Linked DNA regions of Homo sapiens: regions 2, 3, 4, 5, 6 and 7 are each linked to region 1. Evidence: chromatin contacts called from ENCODE Hi-C or POLR2A ChIA-PET data. All regions are on one chromosome and are shown on one strand. Each heading gives the region's core, a stretch centred on a gene start or an enhancer-like site at or near the end of the contact. The rest is flanking DNA. Distances are from core to core; before and after follow the strand shown.

The links. Hi-C counts contacts between places; a loop is a spot of excess contacts on that map. ChIA-PET counts read pairs that join two places held with the same protein, here RNA polymerase II (POLR2A). Pooled maps may share reads with other maps.
Region 2: a loop to region 1 is called in a pooled map, with 7 times the contacts of the local background. The contact joins the promoter of HNRNPR here to the promoter of CLIC4 in region 1. A Hi-C loop is called at or near these places in 1 of 168 maps with a recorded cell type or tissue (ovary), 2 of 37 single-sample maps with no recorded cell type and 3 of 50 pooled maps.
Region 3: a map of CD8-positive, alpha-beta T cell shows a loop between it and region 1 (16-fold over the local background). The contact joins the promoter of PDIK1L here to the promoter of CLIC4 in region 1. A Hi-C loop is called at or near these places in 1 of 168 maps with a recorded cell type or tissue (CD8-positive, alpha-beta T cell), 3 of 37 single-sample maps with no recorded cell type and 11 of 50 pooled maps.
Region 4: a pooled map shows a loop between it and region 1 (9-fold over the local background). The contact joins the promoter of ID3 here to the promoter of CLIC4 in region 1. A Hi-C loop is called at or near these places in 9 of 50 pooled maps. POLR2A ChIA-PET finds 5 or more read pairs at or near these places in 3 of 52 experiments (H1, OCI-LY7 and WTC11).
Region 5: a loop to region 1 is called in a pooled map, with 14 times the contacts of the local background. The contact joins the promoter of STMN1 here to the promoter of CLIC4 in region 1. A Hi-C loop is called at or near these places in 6 of 50 pooled maps. POLR2A ChIA-PET finds 5 or more read pairs at or near these places in 2 of 52 experiments (BJ and activated T-cell).
Region 6: a loop to region 1 is called in a pooled map, with 6 times the contacts of the local background. The contact joins the enhancer-like site here to the promoter of CLIC4 in region 1. A Hi-C loop is called at or near these places in 4 of 50 pooled maps. POLR2A ChIA-PET finds 5 or more read pairs at or near these places in 2 of 52 experiments (K562 and activated B cell).
Region 7: a loop to region 1 is called in a pooled map, with 3 times the contacts of the local background. The contact joins the enhancer-like site here to the promoter of CLIC4 in region 1. A Hi-C loop is called at or near these places in 2 of 50 pooled maps. POLR2A ChIA-PET finds 5 or more read pairs at or near these places in 2 of 52 experiments (Panc1 and activated B cell).

What each region holds. Positions count from the first base shown.
Region 1 is chr1:24,744,181-24,746,714 of GRCh38, forward strand. It overlaps CLIC4 (chloride intracellular channel 4), which reads left to right and starts at 1,267. Exons shown (of 6, transcript NM_013943.3): 1 at 1,267-1,445. The coding sequence starts at 1,374. RefSeq lists enhancers at 576-1,181, 1,182-1,787 and silencers at 869-1,578, 1,679-1,838.
Region 2 is chr1:23,343,013-23,345,546 of GRCh38, forward strand. HNRNPR (heterogeneous nuclear ribonucleoprotein R) reads right to left here and starts at 1,272. Exons shown (of 11, transcript NM_005826.5): 1 at 1,199-1,272. RefSeq lists silencers at 745-814, 825-1,184, 1,695-1,814 and an enhancer at 1,205-1,789.
Region 3 is chr1:26,110,552-26,113,085 of GRCh38, forward strand. PDIK1L (PDLIM1 interacting kinase 1 like) reads left to right here and starts at 1,273. Exons shown (of 3, transcript NM_152835.5): 1 at 1,273-1,364. RefSeq lists silencers at 287-566, 627-1,266 and enhancers at 1,317-1,546, 1,927-2,036.
Region 4 is chr1:23,558,251-23,560,784 of GRCh38, forward strand. ID3 (inhibitor of DNA binding 3) reads right to left here and starts at 1,251. Exons shown (of 3, transcript NM_002167.5): 1 at 877-1,251; 2 at 685-769; 3 at 1-165. The coding sequence starts at 1,176. The coding sequence ends at 710. All of the region lies in intron 2 of LOC124903876 (a long non-coding RNA gene), which reads left to right. RefSeq lists an enhancer at 121-250 and silencers at 1,191-1,450, 1,318-1,564.
Region 5 is chr1:25,905,144-25,907,677 of GRCh38, forward strand. STMN1 (stathmin 1) reads right to left here and starts at 1,276. Exons shown (of 5, transcript NM_005563.4): 1 at 1,246-1,276. MIR3917 (microRNA 3917) reads right to left here and starts at 1,311; the gene lies at 1,219-1,311. It overlaps LOC105376885 (a long non-coding RNA gene), which reads left to right and starts at 1,407. Exons shown (of 2, transcript XR_947102.1): 1 at 1,407-1,503; 2 at 1,893-2,534. RefSeq lists silencers at 215-509, 289-708, 1,099-1,188, 1,209-1,518.
Region 6 is chr1:23,591,785-23,594,318 of GRCh38, forward strand. No RefSeq gene overlaps it. Among named protein-coding and RNA genes, the nearest start is that of ID3, 34 kb to the left of the region's middle. RefSeq lists enhancers at 460-1,659, 913-1,192, 916-1,687, 1,688-2,458. Within about 2 kb of position 1,272, at least 12 of the 41 ENCODE cell types and tissues checked have a DNase peak (open chromatin) inside an H3K27ac peak, as active enhancers do.
Region 7 is chr1:23,618,326-23,620,859 of GRCh38, forward strand. No RefSeq gene overlaps it. Among named protein-coding and RNA genes, the nearest start is that of MDS2, 7.7 kb to the right of the region's middle. RefSeq lists enhancers at 687-1,187, 1,188-1,688 and a silencer at 1,194-1,463. Within about 2 kb of position 1,271, at least 9 of the 41 ENCODE cell types and tissues checked have a DNase peak (open chromatin) inside an H3K27ac peak, as active enhancers do.

The DNA.
Region 1 (2,534 bases), core at 17-2,516:
CGTGTAGCACCTAGGTGATTCTGATGCACACTCAAATTTGACAGGTGAGCCGGGGGGAAGAAATGGGTGTGGGCAGTGGGGAACAAGATGGACAACGACTTGGAAGTCCTTAGTGGCCTGCAGGCACTGAGATTGCAGTTCAAGATCTTGAGCTTTGGGAGTTGTTACTCTCCAAGGGCTAGCTCAGAGCCTGAAACACAGTAAGGTTTCATAAATATTTGTGAATATGCGCCCGGCGCGGTGGCTCACGCCTGTAATCCCAGCACTTTGGGAGGCCGAGGCGGGCGGATCACGAGGTCAGGAGATCGAGACCATCCTGACTAACACGGTGAAACCCCGTCTCTACTAAAAATACAAAAATTAGCCGGGCGCGGTGGCGGGTGCCTGTAGTCCCAGCTACTTGGGAGGCTGAGGCAGGAGAATGGCGTGAACCCGGGGCAGAGTTTGCAGTGAGCCGAGATCGCGCCACTGCACTCCAGCCTAGGCGATAGAGCCAGACTCCGTCTCAAAAAAAAAAAAAAAAAAAATATATATATATATATATATATTTGTGAATATGCTGGCTGCCAAGATCGAAACGATCAGGAGCGTCAAAGGGAAAAACGAAGTCAGAGGCAGAAGAAAAAGGTGTTCCCCAGGCGATGAAAACTTTCCAGTAAGTTGTCTTGGAAAAGGCAACTCCGCGTAATAGAGGGACTTGGGGAGGTAGCCGCTGCGGGAAAGGGCGATGAGTCCTGGGGTGCTGCAGCGGGGGAGTGGGTAGGAGGCGCCTCCTAGCTTCCCCAGGGCGGCCGAGGCATGAGGTCACCTGGCACAGCAACAGCAGCAGCTGCGGAGGACGCGCAGGCGCTGCGGCGGGAGGCAGTGTCAGGCTCGGGCCCCTGGGGAATTCCTCCCCTCCTTTCCCCCCCGCACCAGTCCCCTAGAGAGGCGTACCCGGGTCCCGCCCGCCAGAGCCTGAGCTTTGTACCGCCCACCAAGGCCACGCCCCCTACCAGCTGTGGGGCGCCGCAGAGGTCCTTTCTTCGGCTCCGGAGCGGTCCCTCCGCCTTCCCCGCTCGAGGCCACGCCCCCGTGCTCCTGCCGCCTTATTTTCCCCGGAGAGTCCCGAGGCGCCGCGCCTTGGCCCTGCCTACAGCCCGAGGCCCCGCCCCCGGCGCCCCTCCCAGCCGTTTGAAGCGGCTCGGGCTGCGGCTGGCTCAGAGTGGCGCGGGGGGCGTGGGGCGGTGCTGAGGAGCTGAAGCCGTGGCCAGCTCGACGCCGGACAGTCCAGCGAGCAGCACGGCGGGAACCGGCAGCCGGAGCAGTCCCGGAGCAGAAGCAGCAGCAGCAGCAGCAGCCCTCGCCGTTCGCGGAGCGCAGCCGAGCCGGCCATGGCGTTGTCGATGCCGCTGAATGGGCTGAAGGAGGAGGACAAAGAGCCCCTCATCGAGCTCTTCGTCAAGGTGAGCGCTCGCCTCGCGGTCCCGCCCGGCAGATCCCCCGGCTCCCTCCCGGCTGCGGGGAGCGGCGTCCCGGGGCTCTCCTGAGGCGCCCCCGCTCGGCGCCAGCACCCGTCCCGCTGCGGGCACCCGCGCCCCCGGCCCATTGTCTGGGGGCCGCCCGCGCCTTCCCGCCTCCGAGGGCCCGTCGAGGGGTCCGGGTTGGGGACCCGGGCGGCGGCCACCGTCTCCAGCGCGTAGGCATCGGCGGACGCCAGACCAGCGTCCCGCGCCCGGGTGGGTCGGGAAGAGCCCACGGGCGGGACTTGCCTGCCCCGGGGCCCCAGCGCCGGGCGCGCGCGGGTCCTGTCACCACCCCCCGCCCGGGCGCCGGGGCCCGGCCCCACCCGCTCCCCAGCGCTCCGGTCCGCCGCCCGGAGCCCGAACTGCGGCCCGCCGCCCGATGAGCTTTCAAACGAACTTCTTTGAACGCGTTTTTGAAAAAGCATTTGCTCCCCACTGGTCTGAAACGGAAACTTTAATTTTCGATGCAATCTTAAACAAATTTACCAAAGAGCAGGTGCTCTTGGACCTTCGGAAAAGACCGAGATTCCCAACTTGTGTTTTTCTGTCTTGGGCATTTACTGGCTTTCTCGTTTCTCAAGCGCGGAGTGTTCTGTATGATGCAACATTTTGGCTTCTCCCCCCGGCGTTGCTGCTTCGGGAAGGATTGTGTGTGCCCTTTTGTTTTGAAAGAAATTGAGGGAGAGAATTCTTAACTTGCTTGGGCTTTAAAGGGTTGGTTTTCCCTTGTGTCTTCAGCTTTCATGTGTGGAATTTATTTGCTTACACATACTACCCCTCTTCCTTTGCTTTTCTCTTTAATACTTTTTATTTTAGCAAAGGAGAGAGTCGAAGTTATAAACATCTGGATCCAGCTCCTTCCCTCAAAACTTAAAAAAAACACTTTGAGCTTCTTCCAGCCACTTAAAAAGCCAGGCTCATTCAGAGCTAGGCAACATACCGGAAAGTAAATGGTCATCTAGAACTATTGGGTTCTTTTTTTTCCCCGAGTTTTTACTTTAAAGAAAGGACATTTCAGGATGTGTTTAA
Region 2 (2,534 bases), core at 22-2,521, 1.4 Mb before region 1:
AGCCCTCTCTCTTCAAGCCAAATACAAAATGCTCATTTTGAAAAGACTTTTTATGTCATATGAGACCATTTGAAACTCATTCAAATGTGGCATTCAACACAATGCCACACAGCCAAACCATATTTCTGGATGCAGCAAATATACTAACGTGACTGGAGTCATTTGATCTAAACATTTTTGCAAAAAAAAAGGAGACATTTAAAGATTTAAAAGGGCTGCTGGGAGATTCGGGATGTCAGCACTAACTCCTCCCTGACTTTTTCTGAACCTCTCTGTGCAAATTCTTCATATTAAGAGACGGGCTTTAAAAGAACCAACGAAATGAGACTAACGGTTATCTCATGGCTTAGGAGTGTCGAGCTCTCATCCTACGACTGACTCATGAGACATCAATTCAGCCACTTGAGGACTGCAAAAATCTCAAACAGGTAGTGTGAAAGGACTGAACCTTCCAAGAAGCCCTGGGCTTTTTTAAAAATTTGGCAATACGGCCACTACCGTGTAAGAAAAAGGATCGCCTTTCCAATTTGGTGCGCCTCTGACAGTCTCAGAATTATCCATTTCAGGCGCCGCTTGGAGCCTAAGTTCTACGGCCTCTAGTAGTCATTTTTTCCTTCAAATCTCAGCCCGCGGCATGCAGAATGTGGGAGGGGAGGGAGGCTTCCCACACAAATCGGCCTTTCGGTTTCTGCTCACACAAAACTTTTCTCCCGGCTCAGATAACCCTGGGATCTGCACCCCGCCTTCCGCCCCCCACCCCCATCCCCTCAGGCCCGTCCGGATCATCAGCACATCCCTCTCGGGCTAGGCCGGCCGCGGCGGGAGCGAAGCGGCTCCGGCGGGGAGAAGCGGCAGGGCCGCGGGCGCCTCAGGCCCTTCGCGGGATCCGGCCGCATGGAGCAGCGAGCGGAGGCGGGAAAAGCACGGCCGGCCCCAGCAGGCCGCGCGGAGAGCGCCCAGCGGGCCGGACCGCGGGCTAAAGGGGCGGGGGGAGGAAGAGCGAGGGCGAGAAGCGTTTCGGCCGGGCTAGGCCCACAGCCGCGCGGGCGGACTAGACCGAAGCCGCCCCCAGCCCGTCCCCACCCCCACCCCGGGGCCTCGGAGCGCAAACGAAACGGGACCAGGCACGGAGCCCGGGCTGAGTCGGGTCGCATCGGGGCTCCCGGCCCCTCCCCCCACGGGCCGGCGCGAGACTCACCAGGGCAGAGCGGGGGCCGGCAGCCGGGCCCGTGAGAATCAGCGCGAGGCGCTTTGAAAACGACTAGAAATGGCGCGCGCGCCACCCCCTCCCCCCCCTGATGGACTGAGACGCGATCCCGGCAGCACGCGGGGTTTCCCGGAACTGCTTCCAGGGACTCCGAGCTACGGGGCAATCGCTTGGCGAGGCGGCCTGACAGGCAGCTCAGACGACCAGTAGTATCCAGGCAAAACGGACCACGCCGGACGACTCGAGAGCCAATCGATGAAGCTGCCGGCTGAACCAATGAGGGTGCTCAGCGCCCCTGGCTGGGGCGCCTCCGGGGCGGGGGCAGGCACACAAAGGGGTCTGTGGTGGAAGCCCTTGGTGGCTGCAAGGCTTGGGGGCGCTGGGTCCTGGGTGGACGAAGCTCCTCCCTCTTCGTCTGCCGCCGATGCGAGGCCGAAAATCTAGGCCTCGCGCCGCGTGGCCGCCTCCGGAGCCCCGCCCCCTATGGTCAGCACTGGCCCAGCTCCGCCATGGCGCTTGCGTCCCGCCACCGGCCGCCCTTAGCCCCCGAGTCCTCCCTCGCACCCCCGCGGCCGGCGTTCCCCCCAGACACGCCCATAGCCACGCGTTCGGGCCTCTTTCGGTCATCTTTTCGCCTCTAGTGAGCACACGATTTAAGGATGATTTGGCTCGTCATTTTGCTGAGGATTTTGTCTAGATAATCATTCCTTGGAACGATCGGAGAAATGCCTCTTTCCCTCCCTGGCTGCCGTCCACACATCGTTGGTGGCAGACTGTGAGGGAAATCGTTAAAATGACTCAAAAGCAATGTGTAACACAAGTGATAGAGCAGGGAGCTTTTCCCCACAGGGTTTGGAGCTACTTGATATTCATAAAATAAAGCAGCTATATACATCTCTGAAGCCAAAAGAGCCATGCAGGGGAAAGGGGTAATTCCCAAAGGACACTATAATTCGTGTTAGTCCTAAACCTATTTCTCACCTGCCATTCCTACTGATTTGTTCCCTGTCCTTAGTCCAAACCTGTCTCGTCTCATAGAAACCTTCCGAACTCACTTCTGTGGTGCAAGCGCTTTTTTCCCAACCCCAAACTCCAATGCCCCACCCTTAGGAAGTGGAGGAAGTCAAGCAGTGGTCTGCAGATTTCCAGATGCACTCAAGGATGATTAAATTTCTCAGAACCTACAAACCTATATTTAATTATTGAAAACGGGCGGGGCGTGGTAGCTCATGCCTGTAATCCCAGCACTTTGGGAGGCCGAGGCGGGTGTATCGGTCAGAAGTTCGAGACCAGCCTGATCAACATGGTGAAACCCTGCCTCTACTAA
Region 3 (2,534 bases), core at 23-2,522, 1.4 Mb after region 1:
AAGACCTAACCCAGTGCCAGACTCTCGGGAGAAGGGGCATAAAGGACAGAAAATAAAATGAGTTGATCTTTGAGCACAGCGACAGGGATTTTTTGTACATCGTGCCTTACAGAGCGAGCGCTGGGAGGAGGAATCATCACCCTGCTGAGAAGTAATGGGTGCAGAATAAATCGAGTAAGAAGGAATGGACTTTTCTGGCGGATGCTTACTGATCTAACAACTGGATGACTGAGGAATGCGGTCCTAAGTGACCCCGGGCTGGCTGTGGGGCCAACAGCGTGCGGGATCTGACTAACAGCGTGTGGCAGCCGAGCGACTGCAGCAGCGGCGGGGACCCCATTGACTGTCCAGCCCCGAGAGCGGCAGGAGCGCGGTGGATCCTGGCTCGGACCAAGGCCTCTCCCCTGCGCCGACTGCAGACCAACCCTCCACCAGGAGCCTCGCGGGGGGGCGCCGTGGGCACCGCAGCCAGGTGCAGGCGCCTCCGCGCCCTCACTCCCCACGCCGAGGAGGTGGCCCTGGCTCCCTGCGGCCGCAGCCGGGGAACAATGAGGCGCCGGCCTCTTTAAGGGAGATACCACCGCGCCGGCGGGGCAGGGGACGGCATCCTCCCAGATGATCGCACCCAGCCCCGCGCCGCCGCCGCCGCCGCCGTCTCCGCAACTGCACCGCCCGCAAACATGGCTCAGTGACTCGGAGAAAAGCTGCAGTCTCCCTCCCGGCGGGGCGGACGCCAGGCCTCCTTGGTCGGGCCGCACCTCCCCGCAGGCCCGCCAAAGAGCACCGCGCCCCGCAGGCACCCGAGACCCGCGCGGAAGATGCACCGGGCGTTCCACCCCAGCGAGCCCCGCACCCCAGCCCGCAGCTCGGTAGGTCGGAAGGGGGCGGGTAGAGGGAGGGGAGGCCGCGGCCGGGCGCGCGCAGCCCCAGGCCCGGACCTGCCGCTGCAGACGGTCCCCGGGGCCGCGGGCCCTGAGCGCCCGCTGCGGCTGGAGGGTGGCCGAGCCCCGGCGTGGCGTGGCCTCGCGGTTCCCGAGCCCGGCCACCCCTGCGGGGAGCAGCACCAGTGGTGCGCTCCGGAGCGCGCACACCTCCGACGACTCCCGGCTCTGCAAATCCTCGAGAGAGGGAGGAGGCGAGCGGAGCGCCGGCCGCGCGCCTCGTCGGTGGCGCGGAACGTCCCGGCTCGCGCTACGGAAAGCCGGAGGGGGGCGGGGCCGTCGGCGTAAGGGGGTGTGTCCGCGCGCACCACGGGGGCGCGCGCCGGCTGCTGACTGGAGGCGGCGGCAGCGGAGGCGCGAGCTGCCCGATAATGGCGGCCTGCAGAGCCCATGAGAGGGAGAAGCGGCAGCGTCTACCCTGAGGTAAATCTGGCCTTTCGGCGTGGCGGAGAGGTCTTGCTGCAGAGCCGATGGCCCTGCATGTGCCTCCCTCCCTGGGAGGCTTGTCACAGACGTGTCAGCGGAGTCATCCTGGGGAAGGCCCTGCGCTCCTCAGGCCACCGACCCCAGTCGCGGCCTCCTCTCATACCGGGGCCACCTCCCCCCGGCCCTCAGCCCCCAGCCCCGAGGAGTTGAGGCAACTGCAGGGCTGGCTCCTCAGAGCGAAGGGGCTCAGGAGGCTCCCCTCCGGGCTTCATCTGAGCACGGCCGAGGAGGGGGAGGGCCTGACACTTGGCCAATGAGCGCGGCCTGAGCCGCCGCGTCGGGCAACACCTCTGGCCGCGACTGGCCCTTCCCGGGCGCCGGCAGGTGTCTGGCCTGGCCGGCTCGCGTCCCAGCGCCTGGTTAGAGCAGCGGGAGCGAGGGCCCGCCACTTTCGGTCGAAAGTCACTTAGGTTCGCATCGGATGCATCATTGGATCCGGGATCCCACGGGTTTCATAAACACCTCTCTCCTCCCTATTCAGGAAGGTGCTCTTCCCCATGGGGACTGTACCAGGCTGGAGAGGACATGGCACTGCTTCAGAGACACGAACCACCTTGAGTGGATGTGATTGGCGATCCCCGTAGAGCAGGAAAGCTCGTCTGCTGTGCAGCCGGCGCAGAGGATTCTGTGGCAGGAAATTAGACACTAGGAAATTCAGTAGCGATTTGAAGGGTGGGTGTCCAGTTAGAGGAAGTGGGACTGAACACAATCTCAGAAGTCATTTCTTTTTATTAAATCTATCCTGTAGACTTAAAGCAGTGGATCCCAACTTCTCAGGCTCTAGGGTCAGTAGCCTTTTGCTTCCCCAGCTGTACAGAATAAATATTGTACAATCTCAGGTTACTTTTCTAGCCCGTGGTCACAATCTACAAATGAGAATTCGTTCATGAAGTTGGTTATAATCTAGAAATTCTTTGGGCGCTGAGGAAGCCCACTTTAGACTTTCTCCATTCAACACATGAGCATTTCTGTGCAGGGCCTTTGCCCTCGCCTTTAAACCGTTCAGTAAGTTGAATTCCCAAGAACTCTGTCAGAGAGCCCCTTGATATGCAGGATCTTTGTTGGCAAAAATGACCTAGAACTAAATAGATATTGTTTACTCCAGCT
Region 4 (2,534 bases), core at 1-2,500, 1.2 Mb before region 1:
CCACAAGTTCACAGTCCTTCGCTCCTGAGCACCAGGTTTAGTCTCCAGGAAGGGATTTGGTGAAGTCAAGTGGGCAGGGCGAAGTTGGGGCCCATCCCTGCCGTCCGGCTTCCGGCAGGAGAGGTTCCCGGGGTCCCAGGCAGAACGGGCGCCAGCACCTGCGTTCTGGGCGGGGGAGGAAAGAAGACCAAGGAGCAGTCAGTTTCCGCCGAGCGTGCCGAGGCGGGGGCCGTCCGCAGACTGGCCGGCGCCAGGGAGGAAACTTGGTCTGTACCTCCAGCTGATAACTCCGCGCCCCACGCTGCCCCCACCCAGTTGGCGCCAAAGACCACAGGCGGAGCTTGCGCTACCCCTCCTACTTGGAATTGACACTAGCTGGGAGGGGGCTGCCGAAGACAGCTCCCTATACAACATGGAACAGAAAGACTTGTATTTAGTCGGACCCATGTCTACTTTGCCAGACCCTCGGCCACTGCGGGAGGGCAGGGCCCAGGCGCATTTAAGGCTTAAATGCACATCACATGGAAACTGACTCTGCCATTCATTTGATGCAACCATGGGCAAGTCACTTGTCCCTCTCTGGCCTCAGTTTCCCTAAACCGAGTGAGTGGCAATTTTTCAAAACGTCTGCCAACTCCAGGACTTGCCGTTTAAACCTCCCTCTCCAAGAGAGGAGATACTCACCTGGAGGTGTCAGGACACGGCCGAGTCAGTGGCAAAAGCTCCTTTTGTCGTTGGAGATGACAAGTTCCGGAGTGAGCTCGGCTGTCTGATTAGAGGAAAAGAGGGAAGAGTTACGCGAGGCAATCGGGAGCTCCGAGGGTCCCGCAGCATCCTTGCCTGGGTGTTCAGCCCTGTCCCGACTTCGAGGCTTACCTGGATGGGAAGGTGGGGGCCATCAGGGGGTCCAGGGGCTGGCTCGGCCAGGACTACCTGCAGGTCGAGAATGTAGTCGATGACGCGCTGTAGGATTTCCACCTGGCTAAGCTGAGTGCCTCTCGGGACTCCGGGTACCAGTTCCCGCAGGCGGGAGTAGCAGTGGTTCATGTCGTCCAGCAAGCTCAGCGGCTCCTCAGCTGCCGGGCCCTTCCCTCGGCCCCGGGCGATGGCCAGACTGCGTTCCGACAGGCAGCACACCGCCTCGTAGCAGCCGCGCACCGGGCTCAGCGCCTTCATGCTGGGGAGTGAGTCCAGAGGTGCCCCAAAGAGAAAGAAAACCAAAAGAAGTCCCGCTACAGTGACCTGCAACGCGCGCACGCTCGCCGCGGCGGTCACTTATAGAGCCTGCCTGGAAGGCACGCCTCTTTATTCAAAATGGCCCGCCTCGGCCCTGCCCCCGCCGGCCCTGGGCGTTCACAGCCCGCTTAAATTGCAAACAGGCTTCCTCCGGCTGGTCTGACGCCGAAGACCGCGGAGCCGCGGATTCAAAGAATGAGGAAGCGCTGATACCGGGGAGAGGCGGGCCTCTCCGCCAGCAAGGATTTAAAAATCACTCAAAACCATTAACTTCCAGAATTTGCTTTTTCCTGGCAGCACCCCAGATCTTTGAGCTTCCCTGCCCCCTGCCAGTCCGCCTTTAGCCCAACACTGGTTCGAGCCACAGCTCCTCCGAGGTCATAAATCCCTGAACAGCAAAGAAGCTCCCCCCACCCCCCGTTTTTTTTAAGCGAAAGATTTTTCAAGGGAAACTTGTAAGGAATTAGTGCCGCCTTGTTCCCCAATTTGCTGTTCGTCTGACCTCCAGACTCACTGGCGTCAGGAATTATCTTGTGACCAGAGGGAAAAAAAATTAATTGCGGTGAAGCTGAGGTTACAATGAAGAAAACAGATTTGCGCTAGGCGCTGAGATTGCAGAAGGAGGAGGGAAAGGGGGTTTGAGCAAAGAACACTATTTATTTGAGCAACAGGGGAAAAGAAGAAAGCTTGAGCCCATGCTTTTTGCATGGGGAAAAAAGGAGCCTGGACCCTCTGCCCCATAAACTCCATAACGAACTAAATATATGCACAGTTGTGCTTTGTGAGTTCAATTAGAATTTTGGACAAGGTTTTAAATATGGAGGCACAGATGGGACAATTTCTACATAAACCTTTTTAAGAGCCCCCCCCCACCCAATTGGGTCAGCAAATTTCTTAACTTCCCCTCTCTTCACTTTCCACACACCTCTGTGTAGAAAACAGTGGTAATTTCATTGCTCTATTGTCTGTCCCTTTCTGCTATGGAAGGGCAGGCCACCTGGACTTGATTATTCTTAGCCCTGCTGAAGTAGCTCCAGCTCCATCTGAAAGACCAGGAAAGGAACCAGAGGGCCGGCAAACTAAGTCCTGTATTGCAACAGGACACTGTGCTCAGTATTCTTTGATTCTTTGCTTGCCTTCTTGTCACCTCCCTAGACATTTGGGGACCTGCACTTCCAAGATGCTGCTTTCCATTTTGGAAATGACCAAGTGGGATTCCCCCAATAGTTGCTTTCCTAATGAATCATTGGTGAATATTTATGGAGTCCCTCCGCATAAAACAGTGGCTCCTGCTTTCA
Region 5 (2,534 bases), core at 26-2,525, 1.2 Mb after region 1:
CCCTGCTTTGTCTGTGTCTGACGTGGTGGATAAGAAAACGCCCAAGCTAATAGTAACCAATAATGTTGAACTCCTATTGTCCCTCAGGTTTAAGCTTCCTTGCCCAACAGCAAGCAAAATGTTTATGAACCTCTAGATTTTGACTTATATTTGCTGCCGTTATGTCATGAAAAATGCTGTATCTCTTGTTGATCTTTTTAACATTATGACTTTTGTAGACGCCAGCTAGTACCAAAAACGTAGGATGACAGGTTCCCAAAAGCTAGGAATTAAAATCAGAGGCAGCGACAAGATTTAAGAAAAGCAGAGAATTAGACGCAGCACCGGACCCAGGATGGGCGTGGCCCTGGTCCGGGCGAGGAAAAGAGGACCGGTCGCCCCCGGCCAATCAGAGCACGCCTTGCGCTCCGGCCCCTGGCCCCGCCCCCTTCCTCCCCGCGCCTTTTCGAATCTCCCCGAACTCAACACCCCGGAGCCCGCGCGCGTGGGAAGGGGAGGGGTGGGCGGGGCTAACGGTCCAATCCGGGTAACTCCGCCCCTGCCTGACTCCCCCTGCGCGGACGCCCCCCCCAACTCCCGCCAAAAACACCTCCAGGCCGCCGCCACCACCCCCTTCACAGTTCAGCGGGTGGGGCAGGCCCCGGGAACAGGCCCCCGGGTGGTCCCGCGGTGAGCTCGCCACCGCCTCCCGCCGTCCCCATGCCCAACCTGCCGCCACCCACGCTGTCCGCGCGTCCGGCCGCGAAGACAGAAGAACCCTCGTGGGGCCCGGGAGCGCCGCCCCTCAATCACCAGCTGCGGTCGCCAGGGGACGGTCGCAGGGAGGGTCGCGGCCCTGGCTGCCCGCAGTTTGGTCCTAAAGCCGCTGGTCCCTGGGGCACCGCCCCGTCCCTTCAGACAATGGGGAACCCGGCGGGGCCCGCAGGGAAGGGAGGGAGGGAGGGAGGTAAACGAGGGCCCACGCCCCCTATTGTCTCCTCGACGGCACCCCGGAGCGGACGCCCGGTGATCGCCCAGCCCCCTGCCCACGAACAGCCGCGCCCCCGGAGAGCGGGGACAAAGGCGAGGCTCCGCCCGAGCCACACACAAAGCGGAGCGACCCCCGCCCACCAACCCCTCCGAGGCCCGCAGCCCCGCCCGCCGCCCTGCAGCAGGGGGTCGCTGCCACGGCCCAGCCCCTCCCGCCGACCGCGTCCCTCTTGCTGGCCTCAGCCAGCCGCCGCCTCCTCCGAGCCCCGCACCCACCTGCTCAGTCCGAGCCGCCTGACCACACTCTGAGCACCAACAGACCCGGGCGCGCACAAAAGCGCCAAACAGAGGCACGTGACCTCCGCGCGGGGCTCCGCATTGGCCGAGAGCGGCGGCACGTGCCGCCCCCGCCCCCCACAACCCGCGTGGAGCGCCGCCCCCCGGGACCCCGAAGCACCTCGGGAAGTGTAGTCCTGTCCCGGAGGGCAGGAGGACAATGCCGGGGGTTGCAGGGCGCCTGGGGAGCATCCCCAGGTGTGGGCCTGGGACTAGGGGGGTGGTCTCGCCGTGGAAGAGGGCGTGGCAGTGGACCCCGGACTAGGTCCGAACCAGCTCCCCATTCTCGAGAACAAGGGCAGGGCGGAGCAGGCGGAGGGCGGGGGGGTCCTTCCCTACCTTTCCAAACTTTGGCCGCCTGGACTCCACCTTGTAGAGCCACATGCCCGCCTCGCCCCAAGGGCAGCACTCGGACAGAGCAGTGCCCCTTCTAGTGCGCCACCCACATGGGTGCCTAAGACGCCCGAGCCCCTGTGACAGCACAATGCCACTCCACGCCCCTGCAGGGCCCCCTGCCCCCGGCACCCTACACCGACACCGGCGTGTCACCCATATTGTGACATCATCGTAATTTCTAATCCACTCAGCCCACAGGTCGCGGGCGTGGCCCTTCCCTCACTGTGTGCGTTCTTGCCAGCATCCTCAGGTTCCCGAGCCGGTGACCAGGGACCTGTGCGGGAAAGCGTGGGGCTCTGGAATTTGATCGCCTTTGGTCTAACAAAGCCACTCAGCTTAAATGCAGACTCCATCTGTTCTTCCAAGCCTTCTGCGGATGATAGGGGAGGAAGAGCAATAGCCGTTCTAGACTACACAGATTGCAGTTAAGTGTTGCTTTTGTTCTCAGAGCACGTGCTCCCCAGAGCAGCACTGGGTTCTTTTTAAAAATCGAAAAAGGAGCCACAAGGTCACTGTTCTCCCTGACCTGGATAGCTCAGAACCTCAGCAAAGGCACAAAGGAAATTGGTCTGACCGTGCCTTAGAATAACTGGCCCTTTCTCTCACAAAAAGGGGAAAAAAATAAATGAAATGAACATGGTCCCCGCCTCCTCCCATTCTCTGACCAAGACCGTGTCCTCGGTTGGTGGTCAATACACCAAGACACCTGCTTTGAGATCTTGACTAAGCAGAAGAGATATCTTTATTTTATTAATGAGCTGCATCTCCCCAAATCAAGAAACAAATGTGACCAACCTTCCTGAAACAACAGTCCTAATTTAGAAAGACTCTCA
Region 6 (2,534 bases), core at 22-2,521, 1.2 Mb before region 1:
CCAGCGCTACCAGGGCAGGCCCCCAGCCTGAGTCACTCCCACCTGTAAGTCAGGCGACCAGGCCAAGCCTGGGGGTGGGGGCACTGTTCTGAGAGGCATAGGGCGGGCAGAGAGAGGTGGCAGCTGCTGCCCACCCGGGACCTCCTCCTTTCGTCCCTCAGGCCTCCTCCAGCCATTCACTGTCCTCGGCATTATGGAGGCCTGGGCAAGGCACAGGTCCTCGGTTTCCCCATCTGGAAAGGGGAGTGGAGGGGGAGGAAGGATTTGGGCTCAAAGGTCTCAGAGGATCAAATCCAGGCATCTCTGTTTGTCATAGATGACCTCACCCCAGCTATTGATCTCCACTCCCTTGCACCCACATCTGCCTTGTGTTCCTGTCTCTGGGCCCCCATTCAAGCTCTTCATCCTCCTCTTCCCCCGTTCCCCAATATACTAGTACCTCCTCTCCTAAGCAAACACTTTCCACCCTCCAGGCTTGGGGAGGCTGGGTGCAGGAGAGGAAGGAACATGGGCTTTGGAGCCTGACAGCTGGTTCCAGATCCGGCCTTGTCCCTGACACCTTTCGTCTATTGTCACCCTTTTGACCTCAGTTTTCCTTTCTGTAGAGTGGGTATATCTACCTTCTACATTGTGGTAAAGATTTTTTTTAAAAGCCTGTTGTGAAAGTTTGTTTCCTTTGCCTTTTTTTTTTTTCTAGTTTGTTACTGCTGCTCTGAAGCTTTTCAGCATTTCTTGAAATAATGAATTCCAGTAACACTGATAGCTCTTGGCCGGCCCACCATGAAGCCCTTGATCCCAGCCTGGCTGAGAATAGACTGTTTCACACATCACTAACTCTGCCCCAGCCTCTGGCTCAGAGCTAGTAGCAGGACATGAAGGTTTACTGAACACCAAACAGATGGTGAGTGCCCTGCTAAGAACTTCACATACATCTGCCCCCTCCATCCTCCTCACTGTGAGGAAGTGTCATCGTCCCCACCAGAAAAACAAGGACTGGGAGGTGTCCTGACTTGCCCAGGCAGAGACTGGTGAGTGATGAGGCTGGAAAAGTGACAGGGCCCAGTTCTTGAAGGGCTCTGAATATATTTTATCTTTTTAATCATTTTATTATTTTTATAGAGATGGGGGCCTCACTATGTTATCTAGGCTGGTATCCAACTCCTGGCCTCAAGTGATGCTCCCACCTCAGTCTCCCAGAGTGCTGAAATTACAGGCATGAGCCACCATGCCCAGCTGAATACACTACCTTAAGGGCAGTGGAGAGGTTTTAGACAGGGAGGCAACATGATCAGACTTGGGCTGAAGGCTGGGTGGGGTTGAGATAGGTAGGGAGGAAAGAGAAGGGTAATAGTTTGATTTCTGCTTCCCAGAGTTGTAAGAAGGGTGAGCTTGCCTTGTCAAAGAGGGAAGGTGATTGGGCAGGGCAGATGGGAACACAGCTAACACCTGTGAACTGGAATGAGCCATGTGAGCTGGGATTGGGTGAGAAGCTTGGGATGGGCGCACGTTGCCTAATACATGGCCTTAGGCAAGTTATTTGGCTTCTCTGAATCTCAAGTTTCTCATCTGTAAAATGGGCTTAATCACAGTATAACTTCCTGAGGAGCCGTGAGACTTCAGCAAGATAATTAAGACATGCAAAGCACTTACTTGGACCAGGGCCTGGCATAGAACAAGTGCTCAAGAACCACCAAGCACTGTGAAAAGCGAGACATCATCGTGATTTTTATTGTAATCCTCATGGCTCTTGGGATAGCCTTTCCAGTCGGCTGGGGGCTTCAACTCCCAGGAGCATTCCCAAGCCCAGCAGTTTCAGGTGGGCTCTGTTAGCTGATGTTTCCCTGCTTCCTGGCAGGGAGGGTGGGAATGGCAGCCAAGAGTGCAGGTGTCACGTCCCCTCCCTCCCCATCTATTTCCAGCGTAGCTGCCTGAGGCCACTGCCAGGTGTGGGTGGTGAGTCAGAGCCAGGCTGAGAGGACAAGGCAGCCCCGGGGGCCTGAAGCTGTCTCAGCCTCCCTCCCTCGGCCTTTCCCATGGGCATTTTGAAGGGGGAAGGCTGGGCCAGTGCCCAAGGGTCCTCCATCAGTGTCACATAGAGGACACAGGGTAGAGACCCAAGGTCCCCCAATCTACCTCTTTGCTGGCTGGAGGTGGGGGCAGAGGCCATGTTCTATTCATCTCTACCTCCAAGAATATCTAAGACAGGGCTTGGCACATAATAGGGATGCAAGAAATGCACGTTGACTGAATGAAGCAATGTTTGTTCAGGACTTTAGAGGAGCAGGATTTGTTCATGAGAACAGACTATGAGCTCTGCAGACAGACAGACAGACAGAGAGATAGACAGGGTTTATATGACCCCGGATAGGGGAATTTGCCTCTCTGAGCCTCAGTTTGCTCATCAGTGAAATGGGGATAACAATGTGTACTTTATATTAAGGACTGTTGTGAGGTGTAAGTGGGGCAACCTCAGGAAACTGTCTACTGTGCCTGAGACTATATCTATAATAACATTGATCACATTTTGTTGCAAG
Region 7 (2,534 bases), core at 21-2,520, 1.1 Mb before region 1:
CCGGCTCCAATTTGACTTTATCTTGAATCCATTTCCTCTCCCCATCCTGCATTTCAGTCACGTTTCACGCCCTTTTCCTGAGCACACTACCCCCTTTCTTGTCTCTGGACTTTTCTGCTGGAATCCGTCTCTGTCCAGCACGTGCCTTGCCCCTCTCCCCACCTGAGCTACAACCATTTTTCAGAGAGTCCCGTCAAGGCTGACTCCTCTGGGAAGTACCCCCTGTACCAGCCTGATCCCCCTTGCCCAGAGAGTCGGCTTCCCCCCTCTTCTGTGCTCCCATCACACCTGGGCCTTTGCGTCGTGGGCTAACTGGGACATGAGCCCCCAAGGGCAGGACCCAGCCTGACCTTCCTCTCCACCCTTGGGCCATCGCTGCACACTGCAGTGAGCTCCATGGGTAAAGGGGAATGCCATCCGGCCCTTCTCACAGGGATCCTCCTGGCTCATCTCATTTGGTTCTTGACTCATCCTTGACTCTTTAGGGCAAAGAGGCACCTGGAAGAAATAATTACAGTCTTTGCATGTGGGTAGTACTTCGCAGTTTACCAGGTGTTTCTGAGTTTCTCATTGGTCTTTATATGTCTGTGGGTTTCAGGGAAGTTGTTGTCAACCCCATTTTACAGATGGAAAGCTTGGTTCAGAGAGTTAGGGATGGAGCCAATCCCCAGTCTTGGGCAAGCCCCTGACCCTGAAAATCCTTTTGTGATCCAAGCCCCCCATTTCCTAAACGTGTGCTGAGAACCAGGGAAAACCGGGGTATCCAAGTAAGAAGAGGGAATGCAGATTCTGGCCTGGGCTAACAGCAACAGTAATAATGACCCCACGGCAGCCACTGCCCTTGTCCTGCTCTGCGTTCCATCCACGTCACGAGCATCATCTGCTTATGAGGAAGGGTTACTCATTCCCATGTTACAGATAAGGAAACCGAGGCCCAGCAAAGCTAAGAGACTTGCCTTTCTTGGCCAGTTTCCTTCCGATGCCTTGGTGATCGCTACAGCCCTTTACAGTTTGTAACTTTAGCACCCCTTTCCTGATCTCTCCAGTCTAGCACTGGTAGGTGGACGTGCTCCCATTTGACAGAAGCAGCAACTGAGGTTCAGAAGTCAAGGGTGGAGCTGGGAGACGGCTCTCAGCCTTCCGATCATGGGAGCGCGCCCAGAGCCTGGTGGCGCAGCTCTGGCGGGGAGGCGGGGAGCAAGCGATAGGGCCGCGAGTGGGAGTCCGCGTCTCCTCCCCGCCAGCCGCCGCCGCCGCCGCCGCCGCCACAGCAGAGCCTGGCTTCCCCGCAGCAAGCGCGGCAGGTGCGCAGCCGGTGGCGGCGTCGGCGCGGCGGGTGCGCCCGCGTGGGCGTGGGCGAGGGACCTGGGCGGGCGGGGCCCCACGCCCATCCTCCCTCCCCCCTGCCCTCTCTCCCGTGGCTGGCGGCAGGTGAGTGGGTGTCGAGGAACCGCCAGGCAGCGGAGAAAACAGGACGCCGCAGAAATCAGATTACTCACCTGCAGCTGCTACTACCCAGGGCTAATAAAAGCAGAGCTTCCTGTTGTTTCTTTATTACCGCCCTCTGCCTCCCTCCGCCCCAATCCGCTCCCAGCTGCAGCCAGAGCCCTAACTGATCGCCAGAAACCGGTTGCTTGGGGTCCAGACCAATCCAGTGCCTGAAATACCCTCTGTGCCGCACAGGGTTGGGTTAATGCTTCCTCAAGGGTGGACTTCGGTCACCTGCATGGGAACCACCTGGGGTGCTGGTTAACAACACACATCTCCAAATACGGCTTCACACCTGCTCGATCAATTCCTGCAGTTTGGGGCCCAAGAGCAGAATTCATAGGAATCTCAGGTGATTTGTAGGCAGGCTGAAGTTTGAGAACCACCGAGTCTGGATGTTGTAGGTTCAGATGATGTGGGTTTCCTGTTCTCAAATGCGACCCACAAGTTAGGGATGAAACCTATCCCCAGTCTTGGGCACGTGGGGCAGAGCCTCAGTCTGCTTATTTGTAAAATGGGGGTGAAAATAATACAGACCTCTCAGGACTGACTGAAACAAGGCTCAAATGGAGAATACACTTATCGTGATTCCTAGCGATTGCTCCTGGAGTGTATAGACCAACCAGGACTAGGCACGGAGTACCATCCATGGAGTGTGAGGGGCAGGATGAAGAAGCAGGCAGAATGGACCTCGGCTGGGAAGGGGCCATGATTCACCCTGGGTGCACTGAGAAAGACTTTTCACCGTTGAGCTTCTCCAGAGTCCAGTCCCCCTCACACCAGGAAAATGTTCCTGCCCAGGGCATGGACAACCCTGATGGCTAGATCCAGTGACCTCTTCTCAGCCCTTCTGTGACACCTGACTCTGGAGTGGACCTCACCTTTCTCCTCCAAGCTGTCACCTCCCTCAACTTCAGGGCAAGTTTGGATCCCCTTCTTCGTCTTCCTCCTATCTAGCTAGCAGCTCCCTTGCAGGCCCCCGCAGCCCTTCCTCCTCCTGCCTCCGCAGTCATGGGCACCTCGGCCTACTGCGCAGCCTCTACATC